Regions from separate parts of the Homo sapiens genome. Here regions 1 and 2 are each linked to region 3. A link is a contact called in ENCODE Hi-C or POLR2A ChIA-PET data. All regions are on one chromosome and are shown on one strand. The core of a region is the stretch at or near the end of the contact, and the rest is flanking DNA. Distances in the headings are between cores, read along the strand shown.

Region 1 (4,310 bases), core at 7-2,506, 390 kb after region 3:
TCTCCTTCCCTAAGGAAGATGTACTCCCAAGTATTCACCATTCTTCCCATTCCTTGGAAATTCTTAAGGAAAACTTCCCATCTAGTTTAGCTCAGTACAAAACTGCTGAAAACAGCCAAAGATCCAGGACAAGAAGGACTGATTCTGTCTTAAGGGGAATTCTAATTTATTGACTTCAATTAATTATGCATTACCTGTTCAAATCAATTGTTGCTTTGTCATAACTTCAGAATGAATAATGATCTGAAAATTAGAAACTTCTCTGTTTTGAAATGTATCCTGGAATTCTTTTCAAAAAAACCTGGTTTTGGAATATGAAGGCTATGGGATTTTGGAATTTCCTTCATACAATTTTGTTTCTTTTGAATAATATTTTAATCTTTGCAAGTACAGTGTGGATTATAGTGGAGTACCCTGGGAATCTGTATCCTTAACTACAGAACTACCCTTAATTCTAGTTCTGTTTTTCAACTAACATTGCTTACTCATTGGCAATCAAGGGCGCTAGCTATCTACCTACACATCTACCATGAGCTACATAACATCTAATTTGAATTGGTAGGTCACTACCTCCAAGCTCCAGCAACCCCTTCATACTCCTTCCAACACTTGTTTTGGCAGAACTATTCTCAGAACTCTCATGGAAAGCTTTAGTGGACTCAATAAGGAGTTTTGGTTTGTGTTCACATCTTGTATGTACGTAATATATTTACTGTTTTGGTCAGTTAAGGCTGCTATAACAAATTATCATAGACTGGTACAACAAACATTTATTTTATCAAGAAACATTTATTTCTTACAGTTGTGGAGCCTGGCAAGTCCAAGATAAAGGAGCCAGCAGATCCAGTGTCTGGCGAGAGGTTACTTCCTGGTTTGTAGATATCTGACTTTTCATTGTATCTCACATAGAAGAGCAAAAAATAGCTAGCTCTCTGGCCTCTTCTTATACTGGCCTGAATCCCATTCATGAGGATTCCATCCTAATGACCTAATGACCTCCCAAAGGCCTCTTCTCCAAATACCATCACATTAGGATGAGCTTTTTATCATATGAATTTGGGAGGAAAAAGGGGAGACAAAAACATCCAGTCCATTGCAGACTCCTTGGAGGGTAAGCCCTAGGAATAGAATCTGAGGGTGGAGCATGCTGCCAAGCCCTATTGTGTGAGAAACAAGGCCTGGAGTGTAATTTTTTTCAGCCTCTGTTGTTGGAGGGATAGTAATGGTGTGACTCACACAGGAAATATCAAGGTGCTATACAAGGGTGAAAAAGCTTAGCAACTTCCTAGTCATCACTATTGCAGAAAGAGGGCAGCTAGAGGGCTCTGGTAAGCTAGTTATATTCATTAACAGCCAGCCATTTTTGTATTAATACATAATATTTTACATATTTATGGAGGTATATATGATATTTTGTTACATGCATAGAAAGTGTAATGATCAAGTCAGGGTATTTGGGGTATCTGTTACCTTGAGTATTTATCATTTCTGTATGTTGGGGATATTTCAAGTTCTCTCTTCTAGCTACTTTGAAATATACAATACATTGTTGCTAACTACAGTCACCCCGCTCTGCTGTCAAACATATAAACATATACCTTCTATCTAACTGTATGTTTGTATCCATTAAACAACCTCTCATCATCCTCCCCTCCCACCCACACCCCATTCCAGCCTCTGGTATTTATCATTCTACTCTCTGTCTCCATGAGATCAAATTTTTTAGCTTTCACATATGAGAGAGAACATACAAAATTTATTTTTCTGTGTCTAGCTTATTTCACTTAACATAATGGAACTCCAGTTCCATCCATGTTGCTCAAAATGACATAGTTCCATTCCTTTTCAATGGCTTAATAATATTCCACCTTGTACATATAACACTTTTTTTTATTCATTTGTCCATTGATTGACATTTAGGTTAATTCCATATATTTGTTATTATGAATAGTGCTGCAATAAACATGTGAGTATGGGTATCTCTTTGATATACTGATTTATTTTCCTACAGATAAATATCCAGTAGTGGGATTACTGGGTCATATGGTAACTCTGTTTTTACTTTTTGAGAATCTTCATACTGTTTTCCATAGTGGCTGTACTAATTTACATTCCCATCAACCATGTATAAAAATTTTCTCTTCTCTGCATCATCTTACTAGCACTTGTTTTTTTTTTTTTGTCTTTTTAATAATAGCCATTCTAACTGGGATGAGATGATATCTCATTGTGGTAGATATCACATTTGATTTGCATTTCCCTGATGATATATATATGCCTAACATCACTTAGTTGTTTGAGTTTCTGACATAACCTGGGTATTAGTTCCTTGTCTGATGAAGAGTTTGAAAATATTTTCTCCAATTCAGTAGATTGTCTCTTCACTCTGTTGATTGTTTCCTTGCTGTGCAGACACTTTTTAAATTTAATATAATCCCATTTTTTCTATTTTTGTTTTTGCTCCCTGTGCTTTTGAGGTCTTAGCGATAAAATCTTTGCCTAGACCAATGCCATAAAGTGTTTTCCCTATGTTTTCTTCTATTAATTTTATAGTTTCAGTCTTATGTTTAAGTCTTTAATCCATCTTGAGTTGATTTTTATATATGGTGAGAGATAGGAGTCTAGTTTCATTCTTCTGTATATTGATATCCAGCTTCCCATGTCCTCTCCTCAATGTATGTTCTTAGCACCATGGTTGAAAATCAGTTGTCTAGAAATATGTGGATTTATTTCTGGATTTTCTATTCTCTTCCATTGGTCTATGTGCTTGTTCTTATATCAATACCATGCTGTTTTGGTTACTATAGTCTTGCAATATATTTTGAAGTCAGGTAGTGTGATGCCTCCAGCTTTGTCCTTTTTGTTCAGGATTGCTTTGACTATTCAGGTTCTTTTTCAGTTCCATACAAATTTAAATTTTTTCTCTATTTCTATGAAAAAAATGACATTGGCATTTTGATAGGGCTTGGATTGAATCTATAGATATCTTTGGGCAGTATGGTCTTCCTAATGATATTAATTCTTTTGATCCATGAGCATGGGATGTTTGTGCCCTCTTCAATTTATTTTATCAGTGTTTTGTAGTTTTCCTTTTAGAGATCTTTCACCTCTGTTCCATGGTGGGCAGGCCTATGCAAACCTGCCCCCAAAGTCCATGGAAGCTGACAGACAAAAGAAGGAGACTGATAAATCCAGTTTCTTAGAAAGAAACATTTAATCATGACTTATGAACAGAAGTTATGTCTATGTCTTAGGTGGCAGCAAGACAAGGTGGTGGATCCCTGCCCTTATCCAGATTCAGGGGTTATATACCATAGGAAACTGGTACATGTGATTTGGAAGGGATATGTAGGGCAATTGAGGTACAATGACATCAAGGTTGCTTTGACCTAAGGGCAGGATTTATGTTAAGTGTCTGCTCTTACACAAGGAATAATAGATAAACTGGAAATCTTAGAGGCCTTCTTGGAACTGGGGTTAATGAGAAGTCAACATGGCTGATTAGCAACCAAGATGGAGTTGCTTTCACCTCTACAACCTCCTTGGTTAAATTTATTCCTAGGTGGTTTTTTTGTAGCCATTGTAAATGGGATTGACTTCTTGATTTCTTTCTCAGCTAGTTTATTATTGGTATATAGAAATGTCACTGATTTTTGTATGTTGATTTTGTATACTGAAACTTTACTGAATTTATTTATCAGATCTAAAAGTGTTTTTGGTGAAAACTTTAGGTTTTTCTAGATGTAAAATCATGTCATCAGCAAAGACGGACAATTTGACTTTCTTTTTTCTAATTTGGATCCCTTTTATTGTTTTCTCTTGCCTGATTGCTCTGGCTAGAACTTCCAGTACTATGTTGAATAGGAGTAGTGAAAGCGGGCATCCTTGTCCTGTTCCACTTCTTGTGGGAAAGACTTTTTAGTTTCTCCCCATTCAATTTGACATTAGCTGTGGGTTTGTCATATATGACCCTTGTTATGTTGAAGTAAATTCCTTCTAAGCCCAGTTTGTTGAGAGTTTTTGTCATGAAGGAATGTTGAATTTTATCAAATGCTTTTTCTGTGTCTATCAAGAGGATTATATGGTTTTTGTCTTTCATTCTGTTGATATATCATGTTTATTGATTCATGTATGTTAAACAATTCTTGCATTCCTGAGATAAATCCCACTTGACCATAGTATATAATTTTTTTGATGTGTTGTTGGGTTTGGCTTGCTAGTATTTTCTTGAGAATTTTTGCATCTATATTCATCTGGGATATTAGCCTGTGATTTTCTTTTTTTGTTGTATCCTTGTCTAGCTTTGGTAT
Region 2 (4,351 bases), core at 1,650-4,149, 420 kb after region 3:
GGCAAGCAGTCCGTCTCCATTTCTGCTCCAAGAGCAGCCCCCTCCCTAGAGCAGGACTGCCTCCAACCAACACTGGTGTTCCTCATTTGGGGGCTCAGAACTAGCAAGGCCTCTTGGCTAACGTGCTAAGGGTACATCCTTTCACCTGGCCTAGGTGTGACTTCATTTACTGAATGCATGATACAGCTGACCTGGCAGAGCTGACTTGAGGGGGGCATGAGCCTTCACCCCATGTGCCAGCATCAAAGGGGCTTCCTCTGTCCTGGCTACTCTTTCATAAAAACAACTTTATGGTTGTTTTCATAAAACACTACCACTATTATCCTCATTTTATAGGTGAAGAAACTGAGGCTCAGAGTTTAATCAACTGGCCCGAGGTCTCACTGCTAGCTGATAGAGTCTTTGTAAGAATTGTATGCACTGTCTCTGAATGTGTTTTTTGACGTTGCATCTCCCAGGCCTGGCTGTGTGACATGAAGGGGCACCATGGATGCAGCCTGTCTGGGGAGCAGCCCCCATTGGCAGCCTGATGGGTGAAGGGAGAAACCAGTCTTCAAAGTCACACCTCCAAGAATCCTGGATCTACTCCTCACCCAGCCCCTACTCAGTAGCAGCTGGCTGCACAGAGGCGACAGGTGGAGCTATCAGCTCCAGAGGAAACCACTTCTCTCCACCGATGTGGGGCAGTGAATGTGGAGGGTGGGGTGGGCAGCCTTGCCGTCTGGCTGAGTTTCTCTCAGGAAGTGCAGCTCACCTGGGGGTCCCTCCTGACTGTGGTCTCCAGCCCTCCCTGTCAGAAGAGAGAAACATCTACCTGGCAAAGCTGTCAGCTGCAGTTAGAATGAACCATCTTCAAACTCCAGCAGCCCCTAGCTTAAATGTTACTTCCTCAGGGAGATGTCTTCATCATCTGGATCAGCAGGTCTGAATTGTGGTGGCCCATTCCAATCCCAGAGGGCTTTAAAAAACAATGATGTCTGGGCTCCTTCCCTTCCCTGGTAAATCAGAATCTCTGGGATTGGCCAGGGTTAGAAACCACTGTTCCAGACAAAGCTCATTCCCTTACCCACCATCCATTCCCACTCCTGGGTTCACATCCCACTTGTCATTTTTACCTGGATGGCTGCGTTAGCTGCTGACCTGTAACCTCCATGAGAGTGGGGGTTGCAGCATGCCCTCCTCTCCAGCACTTGACATGGTTCTTCACACTCAGCAGCAATTCAAAGAACATTTGGCAAATAAGATCAAACAGTGATGACTTGGCATTCAGGACTTTTTCTCAAAAAAATTCAAAATACTTTTACATGGAAAATTGTTTGCATGTGTATTTCATAATCGAAAAACACATTCATAAGCAGCTTATGCAACTCTTACATAAACCTTGTGCGATAAATACTATCACCTAGCTTTGAGACCTTACTCAAGCTAATTAAACTCAACCTCAGTTTCCTCATCTTTAAAATAGGAATAATAGTACCTCCCTCTTAAGGTTATTAAGAAGAATAATTGAAATAACCCTAACACTTAGCACATTGCCTGGCCCACAGTGAGGGTTCAAGAATATTAGCTATTATTGTTGATAATTCACCTCATGTTACAGAAGGTAAACTGAGACTCAAATAGGCAAAGTGCCTTGCCCAAGATCCCACAGGGTTAGGACCCAAACCAATGTCTTCTGACTCCCAATTGTGTATTCTTTCACATTCCAGTTGAGAATGTTTTTGTAAGCTAGGATCTACAATATCAGCCTAGTTTTCCAGATGGGAAAATTCACCACTGAGAGAGGTGAATCAGCACAGTGCATTGGATTAGGCATGAATGGATGTTCCTCTGCTCTGGCATGGGCTAAGAGTGGGCCTTCATCCAGCCCCATTTTCTCCCTGTGCCTCATTTTCTGCCTCTGTAGACTTGAGAGGCTGATCAGGTGATCATGAGTTCTTCTCCAACCCTGACTATGTGAGATGTGTCCAGTGATCCTCTGCATGGTGTGTGGGTGCTCTGCTCCTGCCCCTGGGCAGAGCAGCCTCCTTCCTCCCACAGCATCCACGCTGAGCCCAAAGAGAGGAGATCATAAATCATCCCTCCCTGCCCATAATGCCTTGCTTTTGAAGGAGCCAGGGAAAGATGAGGCTGCCCCTGGGACCACAGGCCCAGCATGTGACGCCCTCCCCCTGCCCAGGCTGCTACATTCATTATGCACATCCTGAGTGAGGAAGCTCTGGGGAGCCCCATTCCAGGAGATGACAGTCTCAGGTTCTTCTTCGAGAGCATTCTACAAGGTAGTAAATAGACACTAATGAGCCTCTGGCTTCTTAATGTGCCGAAGTGTCTCTCTCACTGGTTTTGCCAGTCACGGAGCATCATTCTTCCAGGAAAAGCAGCTCTGGCCTTCCTCAAGTCCAAAAAGAAAAGAAACTAGGCAGAGAGTATATTAAAAACCAGGTAGAAAAAAAGAAAAACATGACCCTGAAACCACACCAATTTGGTGATTTTTTTTCTTTTTGCTGTCCTAGGACTTTTTTAAATATTGAGGAGGTATGACATTTCCAGGGAGAAAACACACACAACAATTTTTTTGTTTTCATTCAGGCAGGAATTAACAAAGAGGTAAATTGCCTCCACTTTTGGCTGTTATCTTTTCTGCTGCCTTGAGCATCTAAATTGTGAACAGGGAAGAGTAGCCAGAAAAGGCCAGCACCTGTGGACAGGCAGGAACCTTTGAGCTGACCCAGGCCACTGAGAGTCACAGGCCTGAGAGCTAGAAGCTGCTCACCTAGATGAGATGACTGGAACAGCCTGTCCCTCTCACTTGAGGTCACATGTAAGTCAGCACATGCCTAACATTCCTTCCCCTCAGCCTCCCTGTACTGCACAGGACTGTTGATGGCCTGCCTCTGGCCAGGCACGAGCTGCTTCCCTTATCCATTCACGCCCATCATGAGCCAAGTATTCAGAACAGGATATCCACCCTACGTCTCATTGCCAACCAGAGGCTTTAGCATTTTGCCTGGTAATTCATTATCTCATCCTCACGCATCCAGTGACAGATCCTCACAGGTCCCAGAGCAGTGAGGAAGAATGGCTACCCTTTACAGAGCACCTCCTCTATGCCAGGTTCTTCACATACCTTCTGTCATCCATTCATTCTGCAAATATCTACTAAATCCCTGCTATGGGCCAGGCATTATGCTATGCTTGGTACTGGGGATACGATACTGAGTAATTTAGACAAATCCCTTACCCTTACAGAGTTAATAGACCTTATCTCAGATCTTCTCAAGAAATCTATATGGGGGATATTATTATTCCCATTTTACAGATGTGAAAACTGAGGCTTAGAGAGATTAAATAATTTGCCCAAGATCACATAGCCAAAAAGAAAGTCAAGATTTGAACCTAGATCTATTTTTACCCAAAATCTGTGTCATTTTTACTATACCACATTATTTTTTAGCAAATATAGGAAAGTGGGTCTCTTGATCCTGCATTTTTGGGGCTTTACTCACTGAATTTTACACATTGGAATGCATGTCTTAAGTTTCTTTCTACCTGGTGCCTAGCACAACATGCTGCATAACAGGCACCTAATTAGGTGGATGAATTAATTTAATATATTAACTCACTGTGAGCCCCAGACCAGTCACCTGCCCTTCTCATCTTCCTCTCTAGCCACCTCTCCCTCTTCACAGCCATGGGTGTAGGCTCGCCTGCACCCTCCACACCAGCTTCCTCACATGCCATTCACTCCTCACCCCACCAGAGATGCTTTCTACAAGACAGCCAGAAACTTCTTTGTCATTAAATCCAATGGGTGCCTTTCCACACTCATCTTCCTCATCCTTTCACAACATGTGACTCCTGGGAATTCTGCTGCCCAGGCTGCCAGGACTCCTACATCTCTGGCTGTTCCTCCTTGGTTCCTTTTTAATTACTCTTCCATTGCTTCTCAATAAATACAGTTTCCCTGGGGTTTTGGTGCCGGCTTTCTCCTCTCCTCAACTCTTGGTTTCTTTTTTTCCTTTTGAGATGGAGTTTCGCTCTTGTTGCCCAAGCTGGAGTGCAATGGCATGATCTCGGCTCACTGCAACCTCCGCCTCCCAGGTTCAAGAGATTCTCCTGCCTCAGCTTCCCAAGTAGCTGGGATTACAGGCACGCACTACCACTCCCGGCTAATTTTTTGTATTTTTAGTAGAGACGGGATTTCACCATGTTGGTCAGGCTGGTCTTGAACTCCTGACCTCAGGTGATCCACCCGCCTTGGCCTCCCAAAGTGCTGGGATTACAGGCATGAGCCACCGCGCCCAGCTCTCCTCAACTCTCTACTTTCTCCCTGGGCAACCACACTCCCACT
Region 3 (4,803 bases), core at 1,372-3,871:
CTATATATTTTTAAAGAACCCAATCTCTTTTTTTAAATAGAATATTCCTCTTTCTTGGATTTTTCTGCTATTTTCTCATTGTTATGCTTCCCCAGCCAGAATACTCTCAGTGATGTTGTGCCCCTGCCAGGGTATCACATGTGGACATACCTGATATCATATGCCTTCACTGGTGATGTCAGTTTTGATCACCTAGTCAACTGTGTCTGATTTCTCCACTGCAGAGTTACTGTTTTTCTCCCTTCTGATTAATAGGCTATTCTCGGAGAGAGACTTTAATGTAATGCAAATATGTTGTTTATCAAAAGTTTGCTCTTAGATTTGGCATCCATTCATGGCTTTAGCCTGAATCAATCTTTACTATAATGGTTGCAAAGTAATGATTTTCCAACTCTGAAAATTTCTCCAGATTTACTAGCTAACACTCAGTATTCTACTATAAGCAAGAACTCTTCCTTTTCTCTCATTTCTTTCTCATTTATCTGTTTATTATCATGCATTATGTTTAAATCATCAATTTGTGAATTTTTTAAATGATTCATTACCCTTCTCAATTATTTTGGTGGTCTAAATATCCCAGACTTGGCTGATAGAAGCCCTTTCAAGCTGGCTTCCATTTTCCCCCACCCCCCTCTTTTTTGATAACTTACTTTCTCTCATATAACAAGGTGTTTCAGGCTCACTGTGTACCCTTCCTGGCCTAGCCCTGGAATCAACCATTTCTCCAAGGAGCTCTGGTTACTTTTGGTGAGGAATGGCATTAGAAACCAAGATCTAGGTGCTAGGTGTCCTTTTGCTACTGTGAAATTTTTGCTTCTTGGCCCATTCAGTGAACAGTTCTGGAAAAAAAATGAATGCACATACACATAAACATACATGTACACATATGCATATACATATACTATATATATTTTGCAGATAATGAGTTCACACCAATCCCAAGTTCATCCCTATGGGATTCTTCTTGCCTTGCTCCAGTCCATATTTGTATCTCCCGTCTTCCATACTGACAGCCCTGGCTCCCACTAGAGACAGTGTTTTGATGTACGGGACAGTCTCAGCATTGCAGGTCATCTGAATTCCCTGTTTTCTGTCCATTAAGTGCCAGTAATGCCTTTCAGTCATTGTGACAATCAAGACCAACTTCCACATATCCTAAAATGCTCTGTAGGGCCAATACTATACTGTTCTAGTGATCAGACCAGTATGGACTCATAGTTATACAGCAAGGCGTGTTCGGATGTGCCATATGTGAATTATAAGCAAAGTGCAGTGAAGTACAGATAAGGGAATGACGAATTCCAGGAAAGCTTATTAACACTTTCCTAGGTATGTAGGGAAGATTAGGAAATGAGGCCACTAGGTTTGGTGTCTTGGTGTTGGGTATAGTCAGTCACACAAATCCAGGGAACATTGTCATGGATACCTGAGTAAGCAGTAACTGTTTGCCAAATAATGAGTATAATAATCTGCAGCGGGGCAGCACGCAGTGGCACACGCCTATAATCCCAGCACTTTGGGAGGCTGAGGTAGGCAGATCAAGTCAGGAGTTCAAGACCAGCCTGGACAACATGGTGAAACCCCGCCTCTACTAAAATTACAAAATAGCCGGGCGTGGTGGCGCACACCTGTAATCCCAGCTACAATGGAGGCTGAAGCAGGAGAATCGCTCGAACCCGGGAGGCAGAGGTTGCAGTGAGCCAGAGATCACGCCGCTGCACTACAGCCTGGGCGACAGAGCTGACTCTGTCTCAAAAAAAAAAAAGTCTGCAATGAGTAAATATCACATAGAGACATTTGTTCCCTTTCCTCAGTTAAGACTAGTTTTCTTGGAAAAGCAGTACTAGCCACCATTTACTGAATTTTTCCTGCCACCGAGACAGCTGTCCCCTCTGCCTAGAATATCTTTGTATATCCTGAATCTCTCCAGTCAGAATCGATGTTTCCTGCCCTATATTCTTTCAGCACTTTGTGCCTTCCTTGTGTATGATGTGCTGAAGTCTGCACTTGGGAGGCCGACTTCTGGGTGTCAGTCCCAGTTCTGCGGCTTTCAGCTGTCACACTCGGTTTCTGTGCCTATAAATTAGAGATGATGGTAATGCCTGCCTCTCCGTCTGACATGCAGGTGCTTCAGAAATATGTGCACTGAGGAGTCCCTAAGCCCCTTGTTTTTAGCCCTCTATAAAACGTGTGAGGTGAAATAATGTTTTGGAACTCACACTGCTTGGAACAAAGAAAGCTTTTGAGACTTTTTCCTACTGTGTACTGGAAGGTAATTATTGCCGCTTTTTTCAAAATGGACATTGTTTTCGGTTTTACTCGACGACACTACTTGTTTTCCCTCATTTTTATTTGAGCGTTTGGGTTGAGCTACTGGCACTTAGCAGGGAGGCCGCATGGTAGGGAGAGCGCCCGTGGCTCCAGCTCTGGAGATGGGACAGTAGGTGGCAGTGTGGCCCCTGCGGGAATCCGCCGCCCCGCGGGTGGAACGCGGCGAGTGGGCGCGGGGCTGTCGGGTAGCGTGCGCGCGCAGGGCCGCGCCCAGCATGTGGAGCGCTGTGATTGGGCGCCGCCAGCCGGAGGGCCGTGAGGTGCTCAAAGCGGGCTCGCTGATTGGGGGACGGAGGAGGGCCGATATGAGGCTTTCGCCGCTCCCATCCCCATTGGAGATCGAGGCAGCAAGGGACACTGCGGCGTGTGGGTGTGGGCTTCATGTGCCAGAGCGCCGTCTCCCCTGAGCCGTGCCCTGCCGGGGAGTACGGCGAGAGAGAGGTTCTGGCCTCTCGGAGTGGGCTTGCGGTTCCGGTGCCCCCTCTCTTCGTCCTCGTGGCTGATTGTGCCAGAGAGCTCCTCGGGGAGGGCCCTAGCGTGAGGGCAGTTTCCCAGCGCCGGGGCCGCGGTGGACGCCAATGCAGCTGTCTAGGACCTGCGCCCGCGGTGCGTCCAGAGGGCCCCGGCGCGAACGTCAGAACGCCGCCCCGTTCCGCGCTCTCAGCAGCCAGCCAGGGCCGCTGCCAGTTCCACCGTGGAGAGGAGGAAACCGGGCGAGAGCCTCACTTTCCTTTCCGCCCAAAAAGCTTTCTCAGTGATTGCTGTAGTACCTGAGATTCTACCATAGGATCTTCCGCCTACATTAAAGTAGTCGATTTCTTCTTTAAAATACTTTTTTATTGGAGTATAATATACATACTGAAAAGTGTGCAAGTCGTAATATAGACATTGATGAATTACCACAAAGCGAGTAAACCTGTGTAGGAAGCAAGAGCATTCCTACCGCTCCAGAAGCCCTTATTGCGGCCCCCACTTAGTCTCTCCAAAGGTAACCGGTATCCTGACTTCTAACGCCACAGATTTTTTTTTTTTAGTGTTTTAACATTTGAAGGTGTAGACACCTTGGTATAAGGAGCCCCCTTTACCCATCACCTGGCTTCAACAATTATCAGCTCTTAGTCTTTATTTTATCTTTATTACTGTTTCCCCATCCCGATGCTTTGGATAATTTTGAAGGAGATCCCAGGCAGTAAGTCATTTCATCCGTAAATATTTTGATACAGATCTCCAAAAGACAAGGGTGCTTTTCAATACCATTATCACACCTAAAATATTAATAGGGTTGTAAATATCACGAAATATCCAGTTAGTGTTCAGATATCCCTGATACTCTCTTTCTTATTTTATTTTATTTTCTTAGAGCCTTGCTCTTGTCGCCCAGGTTGGAGTGCAATGGCACGATCTCAGCTCGCTTAAACCTCCTCCTCCCAGGTTCAAGCGATTCTCCTGCCTCAGCCTCCCGAGAAGCTGGGATTACAGGCGCCCGCCACCATGCCCGGCTAATTTTTGTATTTTTAGCAGAGATGGGGTCTTGCCTTTTTGGTCATGCTGGTCTCGAACTCGTGACCTCGTGATCCGCCCACCTCGGCCTCCCCAAGTGCTGGGATTACAGGCGTGAGCCACCGCTCCTGGCTCAGGTATCCCTGATACTCTCAAATTTTTTTTTTTATGATTTGGTTGAATCAGGATTCAAATAAAGCCTCGTATAATACAATTGGTTGCTATGTGCCCCCGTTAACTCTTTCTGAATCTTTTTAATAGAAACATACAGAAGTAGAGAGAGTAGAATAAACCCCTGTGTACTGTCACCCAGCTCCAGCAATTATCAATTCCCTACCAGTGTTGTTTCATCAACTCCCCACCTGTTCACCAGATTACTTTTTAACAAACTTAATTATCGGGGTTTTTTTATATGTACTTTGATATGTACCTCTAAAAGATAAGGATTTTTAAAAACGTAATTAATCATACTATTCTAAAAAACTAGTACTTCTGTAATATTAAATATTCCATTAATGTTCACATTTTCCCAAATGTCTTATAAATTTCTTTTTAATTTAGTTTGTTGAAATGTGATCTAGATAAGGTCCATACCTTGCAATGTGTTGAGTTGTCTCAACTATCTTAGTTTGTAAGTTTTTTGCAATTTATTTATTGAACAAAACAGGTCTTTTTTGGAGTTTCCCACATTCTAGATTTGCTGATTTCATCCTTATTGTGGTGTTTAGCGTGCTCCTCTGCCTTCCATATGTCTTGTGAAACTGGTAGTTGGAGAAAGGGGCTTGATCAGATTCAGGACTTTTTATTTTGTCTTTTGGTATAAATACTTCATAGTAAGTGTTTACTTGTGTCAGTAAGCACACAGCATTTGATTGCCCCTCTGCGAAGTTAAAGGCCATTCATGATCTTTACTTAGATTTGTTATTTCATTTGAAGCTGCATACTATTGCTGTTTAAATTTTATCATTTCTT

Evidence for each region. Hi-C counts contacts between places; a loop is a spot of excess contacts on that map. ChIA-PET counts read pairs that join two places held with the same protein, here RNA polymerase II (POLR2A). Pooled maps may share reads with other maps.
Region 1: a map of cardiac septum shows a loop between it and region 3 (3-fold over the local background). The contact joins two enhancer-like sites. A Hi-C loop is called at or near these places in 5 of 168 maps with a recorded cell type or tissue (PC-9, ascending aorta, cardiac septum and 2 more) and 9 of 50 pooled maps. POLR2A ChIA-PET finds 5 or more read pairs at or near these places in 1 of 52 experiments (MCF 10A).
Region 2: a map of esophagus muscularis mucosa shows a loop between it and region 3 (2.2-fold over the local background). The contact joins two enhancer-like sites. A Hi-C loop is called at or near these places in 1 of 168 maps with a recorded cell type or tissue (esophagus muscularis mucosa), 6 of 37 single-sample maps with no recorded cell type and 9 of 50 pooled maps. POLR2A ChIA-PET finds 5 or more read pairs at or near these places in 1 of 52 experiments (AG04449).

The regions. Positions count from the first base shown.
Region 1 is chr5:71,919,662-71,923,971 of GRCh38, reverse strand. LOC107986382 (a long non-coding RNA gene) reads left to right here. Exons shown (of 3, transcript XR_001742515.2): 2 at 803-871. Among named protein-coding and RNA genes, the nearest start is that of MAP1B, 190 kb to the left of the region's middle. Within about 2 kb of position 1,256, at least 4 of the 41 ENCODE cell types and tissues checked have a DNase peak (open chromatin) inside an H3K27ac peak, as active enhancers do; they include PC-9 and ascending aorta, where a contact is called at or near this core.
Region 2 is chr5:71,890,604-71,894,954 of GRCh38, reverse strand. No RefSeq gene overlaps it. Among named protein-coding and RNA genes, the nearest start is that of CARTPT, 170 kb to the right of the region's middle. Within about 2 kb of position 2,899, at least 3 of the 41 ENCODE cell types and tissues checked have a DNase peak (open chromatin) inside an H3K27ac peak, as active enhancers do.
Region 3 is chr5:72,306,234-72,311,036 of GRCh38, reverse strand. All of the region lies in intron 2 of MRPS27 (mitochondrial ribosomal protein S27), which reads left to right. Among named protein-coding and RNA genes, the nearest start is that of MRPS27, 12 kb to the left of the region's middle. RefSeq lists a silencer at 2,336-2,625 and an enhancer at 2,676-2,925. Within about 2 kb of position 2,621, at least 40 of the 41 ENCODE cell types and tissues checked have a DNase peak (open chromatin) inside an H3K27ac peak, as active enhancers do; they include PC-9 and ascending aorta, where a contact is called at or near this core.